4 separate regions of the Homo sapiens genome follow, and all the other regions are linked to region 2. A link is a contact called in ENCODE Hi-C or POLR2A ChIA-PET data. All regions are on one chromosome and are shown on one strand. Each heading gives the region's core, a stretch centred on a gene start or an enhancer-like site at or near the end of the contact. The rest is flanking DNA. Distances are from core to core; before and after follow the strand shown.

What was found. Hi-C counts contacts between places; a loop is a spot of excess contacts on that map. ChIA-PET counts read pairs that join two places held with the same protein, here RNA polymerase II (POLR2A). Pooled maps may share reads with other maps.
Region 1: a map of naive thymus-derived CD4-positive, alpha-beta T cell shows a loop between it and region 2 (29-fold over the local background). The contact joins the promoter of EIF1AX here to the promoter of RS1 in region 2. A Hi-C loop is called at or near these places in 2 of 168 maps with a recorded cell type or tissue (B cell and naive thymus-derived CD4-positive, alpha-beta T cell) and 6 of 50 pooled maps.
Region 3: a map with no recorded cell type shows a loop between it and region 2 (10-fold over the local background). The contact joins the promoter of SH3KBP1 here to the promoter of RS1 in region 2. A Hi-C loop is called at or near these places in 1 of 37 single-sample maps with no recorded cell type. POLR2A ChIA-PET finds 5 or more read pairs at or near these places in 1 of 52 experiments (activated CD4-positive, alpha-beta T cell).
Region 4: a map of B cell shows a loop between it and region 2 (12-fold over the local background). The contact joins the promoter of RPS6KA3 here to the promoter of RS1 in region 2. A Hi-C loop is called at or near these places in 3 of 168 maps with a recorded cell type or tissue (B cell, CD4-positive, alpha-beta T cell and naive thymus-derived CD4-positive, alpha-beta T cell) and 8 of 50 pooled maps.

What each region holds. Positions count from the first base shown.
Region 1 is chrX:20,140,563-20,143,262 of GRCh38, forward strand. It overlaps EIF1AX (eukaryotic translation initiation factor 1A X-linked), which reads right to left and starts at 1,276. Exons shown (of 7, transcript NM_001412.4): 1 at 1,063-1,276. The coding sequence starts at 1,078. RefSeq lists enhancers at 518-677, 1,008-1,277, 1,338-1,387.
Region 2 is chrX:18,670,828-18,673,527 of GRCh38, forward strand. RS1 (retinoschisin 1) reads right to left here and starts at 1,281. Exons shown (of 6, transcript NM_000330.4): 1 at 1,190-1,281. The coding sequence starts at 1,241.
Region 3 is chrX:19,886,292-19,888,991 of GRCh38, forward strand. It overlaps SH3KBP1 (SH3 domain containing kinase binding protein 1), which reads right to left and starts at 1,309. Exons shown (of 18, transcript NM_031892.3): 1 at 1,016-1,309. The coding sequence starts at 1,019. RefSeq lists silencers at 711-850, 1,331-1,400, 1,461-1,760.
Region 4 is chrX:20,265,637-20,268,336 of GRCh38, forward strand. It overlaps RPS6KA3 (ribosomal protein S6 kinase A3), which reads right to left and starts at 1,273. Exons shown (of 22, transcript NM_004586.3): 1 at 928-1,273. The coding sequence starts at 996. RefSeq lists silencers at 734-993, 1,114-1,333, 1,755-2,049.

The DNA.
Region 1 (2,700 bases), core at 26-2,525, 1.5 Mb after region 2:
AATAAGTGACAGCTACAAAGAGGAAATGTGGTAGAATCCCTGGAGCCAGCTGTCAAGTAGAAAAGAGAGCAGAAGTAGGCCTGTGTCAGGGGAGGGTTTCCTCTAGAATGAATAATCAAAGGAGACTACTTACGGACTATGAAGTATGCTCCTCTCCTGTAGGAAAATACAGTATTTTCCCTATATTTACTTGCACAATTTTCTTCAAGTTATACGGCTATTAAAAATGACAGGAACACTGTAAATCTATAAAAGTAATTTCTTTAGGAGTGTTCTGTTTTTTGTTTTTGTTTTTTTTTTTTTAAGATTAGGCCTTCCGTTTTGGAAATCCCAAATAAAGTTATCCTCAAGTCTGATCATTTGTGAACGCTTAGCCTCAGAATGGAGGACACTTAAATTAGGTCTTTATTCTCACAACATATGCATCATCTGAAGCAAAAGTAGAAAACTTGGCTCAATATGGAATAAGTCTTCAGCAAACAAACATAAGCTATATCCTGTAAAGGGATGGAGAGAGTAAATCTCTAGAGGTGAGCCTTAGAAATGTATCAAGGTTTCACCCACTGTTCACAAGGGACAGCGAGTAGCCTCAACAATACTGAACTGTCCATAAAGAAACCCATGCAGGAGTACCTGGTGCTCACGAATGCAGACAGCACTCTGAAAGTTCAGAACGGCTTCCAGGGATTATAACCCCTCATGCCCGGGAAGGCCAAAGGGGCCTATCTACTAAACCTAGGCCGCCCCGGGGAAGGTTCCCGCCACCGTCCCCACCGAGCAGCGGTCAGTCTGGCGCGAATCAGGAGCAAAAGCCCACATTCTCCCGCAGGAGGCCCTACAAAAATGGCGCCGGCTCCACCCCAATGTGACCAAACTGGGCAACAGGAGTTAACTTCCCAGCTCCTCTCCCGAGCTCAGAGTCGCGTGTGGGGCGCCCAGCCGCGGGCAGGCAGGGCGGGAAGGAAAAAGGGTCACTGCGGCCTGGGTGACCTGCAATCTACGGGCAGGACCTGGGAGACCCGGCCGAGCAGAGCCGTGGTCCGGGGGTCCGGGCGGCATTACCTTTATTCTTGGGCATGGCGGTGGCGGCGACCTCGCGGCGTCTCTGACTTCTTTCCGGGTAGCGGCGACCGCGGCGGCTGCTGCTCCGAGGGGCGACACGAGGGAGCGCGCGGGACCAAGTAGGTGCTGGAGGCCAGGCAACGTGCGCGGGAGAGGCTGGCGACCCAGCTCTTCAGAGATCCGCCTGCGTCCACGCTCGGCGGCAGCAAATGGCGCCGCGACTCTTTGCGTCGCTTTTCCCCGCCTCCCGTCGCCGGCTGGGCCCGCCCCCAGGCTTTATGACGCAGGCGTGGCCGACTGACTCCTATTGTTAGAGCCGAGGGAGACGCGTTGTGGGAGGGTGCGCAGCAAGCCAGAGAGGACGCGAGGGGCAGGGCCTCAAGCAGGGAAAAGGCGGAGTCAGGGAGGGAGGGGGAGAGACTCTGCGTCATAGAAAAGGGCGGGTTGAGGTGGCGCTTGCTGCTGGTTAAGACCAGACCTCTGCTGCTTTGTAGCAAACGCGCGTCTCCCGGTTTCACAAGTGGCTGACTCGTTAACCTCGTGGTTAGCTCAGTTTTTAAAAAATATGTATATTTTTATTTTTATTTTATTTTTTGAGACGGAGTCTTGCTCTAGAGTCGCCCAGGCTGGAGTGCAGTGGCGCGATCTCGGCTCACTGCAACCTCTGCCGCCCGGGTTCAAGCGATTCTCCTGCCTCGGCCTCCGGAGTAGCCGGGATTACAGGCACGTGCCGCCACGCCCGTCTAATTTTTGTGTTTTTAGTAGAGACGGGGTTTCAGCATCTTGGCTAGGCTGGTCTTGAACTCCTGACCACGTGATCCATCCGTCTCGGCCTCCCAAAGTGCTGGGATTACAGGCGTGAGCCACCGCGCCCGGCCAATATTTTAATTTTTTTATTAAGATGGAGTCTTGCTCTATCGCCCAGGCTGGAGTGCAGTGGCGCGATCACGGCTCACTACAACCTCCGCCTCCCGGGCTCAAGCGATTCTCCTGCCTCAGCCTCCCGAGTAGCTGGGATTACAGGCATGTGCCACCATGCCCAGGTAATTTTAGTACTTTTAGTTGAGACGGGGTTTCACCATGTTGGCCAGGCTGGTCTCGAACTCGTGACCTCAACTCGCGCCCACCTCGGCCTCCCAAAGTGCTGGGATTACAGGCGTCAGCCACCGTGCCCAGCCGGTTAGCTCATAACGCAGTCCTTTCACTCGCCCAGCCGGGTTGGGAGCCTGATGGGAAGGGCAAGGCTTTCCTGGCATCCATTACCAAAGCATAATATTTGCATGGCACTTGTTATTACTCTTTAAGTCTGTCTGTCCTACCTCACTGTAAACCTTACCGGGCAGAGACCATGTTTGTTGCTTACCATTACCCCCACTTAGCTGAATGTCTGGCACATAATAGGTGTTCAATACACACAGAAAGGAAGGGAGGGAGGGGAGAAAAGACTTAAGCTCAATGTTAATGGGCTGAATTGTGTCCCCCCCAAAATTCGTATGTTCACGTTCTAATCCCCAGTAACTCAATGTGACTGTATTTGGACATAAGTTCTTCAAAGACGTGATTAAATTGAAATGAGGTCATTAGTGTGGACCCTTATCTGACTGGTGTCCTTACAAGAAGATATTATTAGGCCACAGG
Region 2 (2,700 bases), core at 31-2,530:
AAATCCTAACAGACAACTGGTTTACATGATCCCTACTTAGAAATATACCTTGGGGTTTGCAGAATGACCTTGGAATTATATTGTCACCAGTCTTTCCAAATACTGAGAAATGTGACTAAGTAACAAAAGTCATCAGCCTGGGAAACATGGTGAAAACCCCTCTCTACAAGAAATACAATAAATTAGCCGGATGTGGTGGTGCGTGCCTGTAGTCCCAGCTACTAGGGAGGCTGAGGCAGGAGGATGGCTTGAGCCTGGGAGGTTGAGGCTACAGTGAGCCGTGAAACCAAGAATTCTGATTCTACTTGTGTGAGTTTCGCTGTGTCTGTCTACCAGGTCATTTGCAGAGCACAGAGACCTCCTTCTCCCTGCTTTTTAATTTATTTTCTATAACACACAAATACACGATGTCCACAAAGAAGACAGGCAACCAATTTCTAACATCTGGATGAACCTGAGGAGAAATTCTGAGCAGATGGGTACTTGAGAATTGAGAGAGGCATGAAAGAATATTATTTCAAAGATTGAGAGGGAATTGGAACTGGATGACATTTTACAGATTTGCCCTTATTTTTTCCTAATTGAAGCATATCACTTCTGCTAGGGTCATATTTAGAAATTTTAAAATGAGTGAGTGTACTGAGTCTCCGAGGTTTCCTGACTCTCAGTTGGATTATGTTTTTTATTAGATTCCAGTGGTACTGGGTATGTTACGTTAATCCATATTTAAACTAGGTTGACCTTACACCCCAATTTGCCCTGGATGGTCCTGGGTTACACCTGTCGTCCCAACAGAATTATTAATAGCATCGTCCTCCACCGTCAATAGCATTCCGGTTTGGAATATTAAATTCTACAATCACTCCCACTTTGACTCCTAAAAGTTTTCCAGAATATGCCATACTTTCTCATTAATTGTTGCAACTTATGGCTATTTTATAGATTTCTGAGACCCATCCTGTTTTCTGTTGGATTTTAAGCATCCTTTGAACTTTAGAAGGCTCCTCACAGAACTGGAAAGCCATCCACACAAAGACAACTGTTGTTCATTAATAACACATGTTAGTTAATTAACGTGTTGCTAATTAATAATATTTATATTATTCAGGCTATATTCCTATTTATCAACGATATTAATTAAATTATGTATTAAGTATGCAATGAATGTCAATGGTTGAATAGCACATACCTTCATAGCCAAAGAGAAGTAATAACAAAAAGCCTTCTATCTTGCGTGACATCTTCCCCTCGTCCTCGGCCAAAGCTCTACCTTACTGAACTGGAGAGCTGGCCCAGGAGCAGGGGATTAAGTTGAGCCCTGGCCTCATTAAGCATCTTAATCCATTTAGTTCTTAGGTCTTTGGCTGAGCCCCATCAAGTTAACCCACAGAGTTACCTGCCTCAACAAGGAAGTCTCATGGAAGATACTAGCATCAACTGAGATTCAGTTCGCGAGGAAGATACTTTTCGTTCTTTTTTTTTTTTTTTTTTTTTTTTTTGAGATGGAGTTTCGCTCTTGTCACCCAGGCTGGAGTGCAATGGCGCCATCTCGGCTCACTGCAACCTCTGCCTCCCGGGTTCAATCTAGTCTCCTGCCTCAGCCTTCCGAGTAGCTGGGATTATAGGCTCACGCCACCACGCCCAGCTAATTTTTGTATTTTTAGTAGAGATGGGGTTTCGTCATGTCAGTCAGGCTGGTCTCGGACTCCTGACCTCAGGTGATCCACCCACCTCGGCCTCCCAAAGTGCTGGGATTACAGGCGTCAGCCACTGCGCCCGGCCCATACTGTTCATTCTATCTTAATGTAAGGGAAGCAATGGAGGGAGAGAACTACAACCAGAAGTCTCAGGTTTTCGTCCTTTCTTCGCCATCATTTTTTAGGGGGTGACCTTGAACAATTTCCTGCCACATAAGCACTAACATTCTCGAATTGTATGAAAATGTCATGGATTCCCCTCTTTGAAAGCAACTAGGCATCATGTGCACACCTATTCACTCAGGAAAATGCTAAATTTGGTGGTGGTGGGAGGACAGTTAACACAAAGCTGTGCATTGCTGTGTTACTTTTAACAACAACAAATTGGAAACAATCTAAATGGCCAAGGTTAGGGGGCTGGTTAAGTAAATCAAGAGATGAGTGCAGCCTGGTAGGTTTAAGAGCACAGACTGCCAACCCAGACTGGGTGCCAAATCGCAGCACTAGCACTTGTTACATTGTGACCTCAGGGCAAGTTATTAATATCTCTGCGCCTAAACTTTCTCATCTGTAAGATGATGATAATAATGCCTACTTTCGAGAGTTATTTTGAGGCTTACAAGAGATCATATGTATAAAATACTTAGCACAGTGCTAGACATAATTAGCTATTATTTTTACATCACCATTCAGAATAAAGTTGATGGGAGGAAAAGGGGAGTTGTTTAATAGGTATAGAGTTGAGTTTTGCAAGATGAAAAAGTTCCCGAGATCTGTTTCACAACAATGTGAATATACTTAACACTACTGAACTGTACACTTAAAAATGATTATGGTGGGCTGGAGGTGGTGGCTCACACCTGTAATCCCAGCACTTTGGGAGGCCAAGGCAGGCAGATCACTTGAGGTCAGGAGTTCGAGACCAGCCTGGGCAACATGGCGAAACCTCGTCTCTACCAAAAATACAAAAATTAGTCGGGCGTGGTGGCGTGCACCTATAATC
Region 3 (2,700 bases), core at 59-2,558, 1.2 Mb after region 2:
AAAGGTCTCACTTTATTATGATTTATTATTATCTGCAGCCTTCCTATGCCTGGCCTAGGAACATCCAAAAATAATCTGCCAGAGGCTGAAAAACAGAAGCTGGCTGTCAGCAAGAACATTACCTGGGTAGACCAAACATTTAATAGCCCAAGTAATCATAAGTGCCTTGCCAATAAAGTGGCAGCTTCTCTGGGCAGCAAGGTGGTTCCAATGCTCCGGGGTCTAAATCAAATGGGACCCAGGGGGTTCAAAGGTTAGTTGGCTACTTCGAACTGATGTTTACTCAGTAAATCAAAGACCGGATCACCATTTCCAGGTCCCAGACCCTGAAGACTTAAAGGACAGTATGGGAAGTGGCCTTTTAGCATCACGGAGCAGAGAGCTCGCCAGGCTGGAGGAAGGCAGCAGCGAAAGGGTCGGGGCCGGGAGGAAGGGGGGCGCAAGGAGAGGAGCGTCAGGTGCTCTGGACCCCGGGACTGCGAGCCAGACCAGGAACTGGGGCGTTTCCCGCCCCACCCCCCAACCCCTGTCAACCCCCAGCAAAGGCAACCCAGCCCCCTCCAAGACCCCGAGGTTCCAGCTTCCCCCGAGACAGGACCAGGAAGACACCAGCAGCCCCGCGCAGGGCCGGAGCCCACCAGGTCCGGGTGCCCGTGTCCGCAGCGCAGAGGAGGGCGCGCTCGGGTGCAAAAATGGCCAAGACAAAACTCTCCCCGCCCACCCGAAAAACCAACCACACCCCCTGCATCCCTCAGCCCGAGCCGCCCGGGGCCAGCCCCCGTGATCGTCTGCTCAGGCCCCCGCGGGTTCCCGTCGGCGCCGCGCGCGGGCTCGGCGGGCACACGGGCGCAAGTGGGAGTGAATGGGGGTGCGCGAGGCAGGCGAGGGCGCCCACCGCGGTGTCCCCCGTCCGGACCCTGCCCCCGGGGCGCCCTCCCGGGCTCCGCGGTTCTGGGACTGGCGCGCCGCCCTCAAGGCTGAAGTGGACGCCCGGACGCGGGCGGCCCCCACTCACCCATTGGCGTCGAGCCGGGCCGGGCCGCCGAGGCAGCGTGAAAGTTGGCGGAGGCGGGCGTGGGGGTTGGGGCGCCGGGATCGGGGCGCTGGGATCCAGGCGCGAGGGTCCGGACGCGGCGGCGGCTGGGCCGGCTTCTTCCTCAGTGGCGGCGGCGGCGGCTCAGCGCCGCCCGCTGCTGCCTCTGCTGCTGCTGCCGCTGCTGCCCCGGGGCGACTCCTGCTGCTGCTGTTGCATCGCGGCCCAATGCGCCCGGCTGCGCCGGGTTTCCTGCTCCCCGCGAGTGGAAATTGCGAAAAAAAAAAAAAAAAAAAAAAAAAAAAAAAAAAAAAAAAAAAAAAAAACAGCGCCGCCCAGCCCAGCGCCCGGCAGCCGCGGCCGCGCCGCCCGCTCTCCCCTCCTCCTCAGCGCTGCCGCGAGGCTCCTGCAGCTCCGCCTGCCGGGGACGCGCGGCCGCCGGGCGGGGGCGGGGCCGGAGAGGGGCGGGGCCGGGGCCGGGGCCGCGTCGGGGCAGGCGCCGGGGGCGTCCCTGCGGCTGAGGGGCTTGGGCGCCCTCCTCACCGCCCGCGCCAGAGGCACCCCTCTCCGCGCGGCTGCCACCCACCCGCAGCGGCTGGGCTGACGCCCCGGGAAGTGCCGCGAGACTCCTCGAGACCGGAGGAGAGGGGCTTCTTGGGGGAGGGGCGTGGGAGTGCAGGGGCACGTGGAGAAGGAGGAGAAGGGGGCTGAGCGGGAGGGGGCGACAAGAGGTGGAGGACGGGCTGGGGATGGAGACCAGGGCAGGCCCGGGGCCAAACGCCTGACCAGGGTGATGGCAGGTGGCCCTGGGGCATCGAGGCAATCTGGAATGAGTTTTCCCGGGGGGCTGTTGGAGGGGAAGGAAAAGGGTCCCTTGGAAGGGAGAGAAACGCGGCGTCCCTTCGGTGGGGCGTGGGAACGCAGGCAGGCCAGGTGCGAGTTCCGCACAGAGGAGGCGGTGGCACTGACGTGGGGAAAAACGGGCGAAGGACGCAGCGGGGCCGAGGGGACGCATCGCCTCGCTGGGACCCGCCTAAGCCCCGCCCCAGTGCCTGGGCCAGGTGCGGTTCGGGTGTTCAGGAATGTTCCCGAGCTCTGACGTTCCCAGGAATCCGCTGAGATGAGGGCTGGCTCCCTCCCTAGCAGGCATTATTGTGCCTTACTGACTCCCAGACCTGGACGGCCGACCCTTGAGTGGGCGCTAAAATGTTAACAGGGAATCCGTGGGCATTCGTGGGCAATTCAGAAGCTCCGTTTTGGGTCCATTCACCACCACACCTTTCGCCATAGATACTCTGCCTGCCACCACATTCCTCTACCGGCCCGTTATTTCCTTTTCCCTTTCCACCATCTGGTGGTAGGAAGCGATAGTGAACTACATGGGAGACATTTAGGCAAAGAGCACGTAAGACAATAGAGAAATTACATCAGTGGCCCCTGGAAATGGAGGAGGCTGAGGGCTAGTGGACTCAAAAGGGACAAATGAAAGCCGACCCCCTACCCAAGAGAGGGGCTGTCTCCATACCTCACCTGTGTTGGCGGGGCAACTCTTGTAAATTGGTTACCGTCCTGGGATTTCTGTAGAAAATTGTTCTTATAACTGTTTCATGAGTTTTTCAAAAAACCTCAAAGTCAGGGTCTTACAAACAAGAGATCAGTAGCATCAT
Region 4 (2,700 bases), core at 23-2,522, 1.6 Mb after region 2:
GAGCGGTGATACCTTGGAACGGGTCTTGTCTGGATTATTTTCGCAGACCCCGAGTTGTTCTGGGATAGGGGCGGTTCAGGAAAGCTCGGTGTAGTGATGCGCCCGGGGAAATTCTGTTTTGCCCTGTTTGGGTATATTGTTTGGGTTTTGGGCACTAGGATGGGTGACTCAGGGACGGTCACCAGATCCCGGGCGAGGAAAACCAGAAAGCCTTTTACGGCGGCCGCTGATCTCCTTGAATATCACCCTCTCACCTCCATGGACAGGAAACTCAAGTTAAACTCACAGGGACGGGGGTCTAGCTCTGCGACCTCAGAAACGGAGGGGGTAGGGGACCTTAGGCTTCCGCTTTCTTCTTTGCAGCAGCAGAAACCGCTGCGGCAGACGAGGGGGAGGCAAAACCCTGCACCCCCTACCCGAAACCCCCACAGGTCGCCGCCGCCCGTGCCCCGCGCGCCGGTCTCCCCGCAGCAGCCCCTCCCTCGGCTGGACTCGAGAGTCCCTGCTCCCCGGTGAACCCGATCCCTACCCCTCCCTCATCTCCCAAAGTCGCCAAGGTCCGGGAAAGCCCCCGACCCGGCTGGGCCAAACTTCCCAACTCCCCGCCGGCCCCCGCTCCGCCTCCCGCTTCCCCCACGCAAAGTTGATTAAAATTGGCTTCTTGCAAAGCCCCAGCGCCCACTCCAAACCCCACGCGCCACCACACTGGCAGCCCCCCGAGCGAGGGAAGGAGGTGAGGGTGAGGATGGAAGGAACAGACAGACCGGCCAATAGACCCACCCCAACAACCCAAACCAAAACCCTGAGCCCGGGGGAAAGACGCGAGCGGGATCAGAACGGGCCGAGTGGCCAGCTCCGGGGAGCGAAGCGAGCCGGCGGGGGCGCGAGGAGGAGATGCGCCGGCCCCGGCCGCCCTGCTGCACTCACCTCAGCGCTGTCGGACGGGCTCTCCACAGCCATCTTCTGCCACGGGTCCGCCAGCTGCGCCAGCGGCATCTTCCCCCCCGGCCCGCCGCCTTCACCGCCTCCTCCCTCCCCGCCCGCCCCACGGCCGGCCCCGCTCCGTCGCCGCCCGAGCCCCACGGCAGCGGCGGCGGCGGCGGCGGCGGCGGCAGCGGCAGCGGCAGCGGCAGCAGCAGCAGCAGCGGCGGCGGCCCCAGAGAGGGCTCGACGCCGACGCCGACCGCCCGAAAGCCGCGCGCCTGGCCAGAGACGCCCGCGCGCTGAGCGAGAGCCTCGCGCCTCCGCTGGGCACCGGGTCTCGCCCCTTTCTTCCTCTCCTCCTTCCGCCGCCGGGACTACGGCTCCGCCCCCCCCGCCGGTTCCCGCGCCCGCTCCCAGCAGAACAGCGACCGCCGCGCGCTCCCCCACTTCCGCTCACAACATGGCGCCTAAGCGATACCTGTCTCTCAAAGCGAGGCTCGGCCGCCGCCACCACCGCCGCGCGCACCCAGGGGCTGGGCTAGTGGAAGACACGCCCCCGGCCGCTGCGCTCCGCTCCTCCCTCTTCCCACCCCCCTCCTTCTGCGCCCCAACCTCAGCTTCTGGGCCTCGCCTACTTTCAGGAAGGGCGAGCCCAACAGATCTGGGGGCGTCGGCGGGAGGCGGGGGAAAGAAATGGGAAAGGCAGGAGGGGCGAAGGCTGGGAGCCTTTCACCGCCAAGGGTCCAAGGAGGTCGGAGGCTCCTTGGGAATGAGGGAGAACAGTGGTCCCCGCCCAGCTGGGGAGGGAGGTGGGCAAAGTACCGGGGGCGCAGTCCCGAGCCAAGGACCCGGGGAGGGGTGCGGAGTGTCTTTTCGGCTTGTCTCCTCCGGGGGTGCGTGCGTGCGGACGCGCCTAGTCTCTGGGCGCATCCCGTAATGGCCCAAGACCCTCCCTCTTCAGGGTCACATGCTGGGAAATCACCTGCCCCCCATCTCCCCCGACGGAGGCAAGGGAGGCTTCGTGCCTAGGAGCCTCCTGGGGGCTCGGCTCCCGGTTTGATTCAAGTCTTTTCAAGTTGACGCTCTTTTGTTAAATTGTGGCTATTTGGGATTAATTCCTCTTGTATTAGTCGCTTCCCCCGCACCGCCCCCAGCCCAAATTCTCCTCCCCAAGTGCGCAGAGCTCTCGGCCTTCAGCTGCGACCCTGGAACCGCTGCCCCCCGCCCCACGTCTGCTACCTAAATCTTCAAGAGGGGAAAACAGGGAGGTTCCTTAAGGCTGTCCCTCTCGGTAGAGGTTGGAGAATTATTTAAAAATATCTTGTAGGCAGGAGCGCGGGGTTCCTGCTCCTCTGTTGACTTTAAATAAGAGATTAGATTTAAAAATCAGGCTGGCCGTGGGCGGAGGAGGAGGAGGAGGGGGACAGAGGGAGGGGAGGGGTTCTGACTCCTCCTCCTGCCCAAGATGGGGAAGCCCTGGATTAAGGAAACCCAATGCCCCGACGGCGACGGAGCCCCACAGGACGGCGAGAGCTTTGGGGGGAAGGCCTGGGCGTCCGGGGTGCGTCCCAAGAGGACTCGACCCTGTGTTCACTGCGCCAGGAGCCGCTGCGCGCTAAGTGCGCCCGGGCAGAAATGTGTAAAAGTCGCAGGGCTGAGTGGAAAGCTACTGCAGCCCCTGGCTAGTCGCCCAGCGAGGGGAAGAGAAAAAGCAAAGGGAGATCTCCGAGCCGGCCTGTCCCTTCAAACCCTCAGGCCGTGGCCCAGGCATCCCGG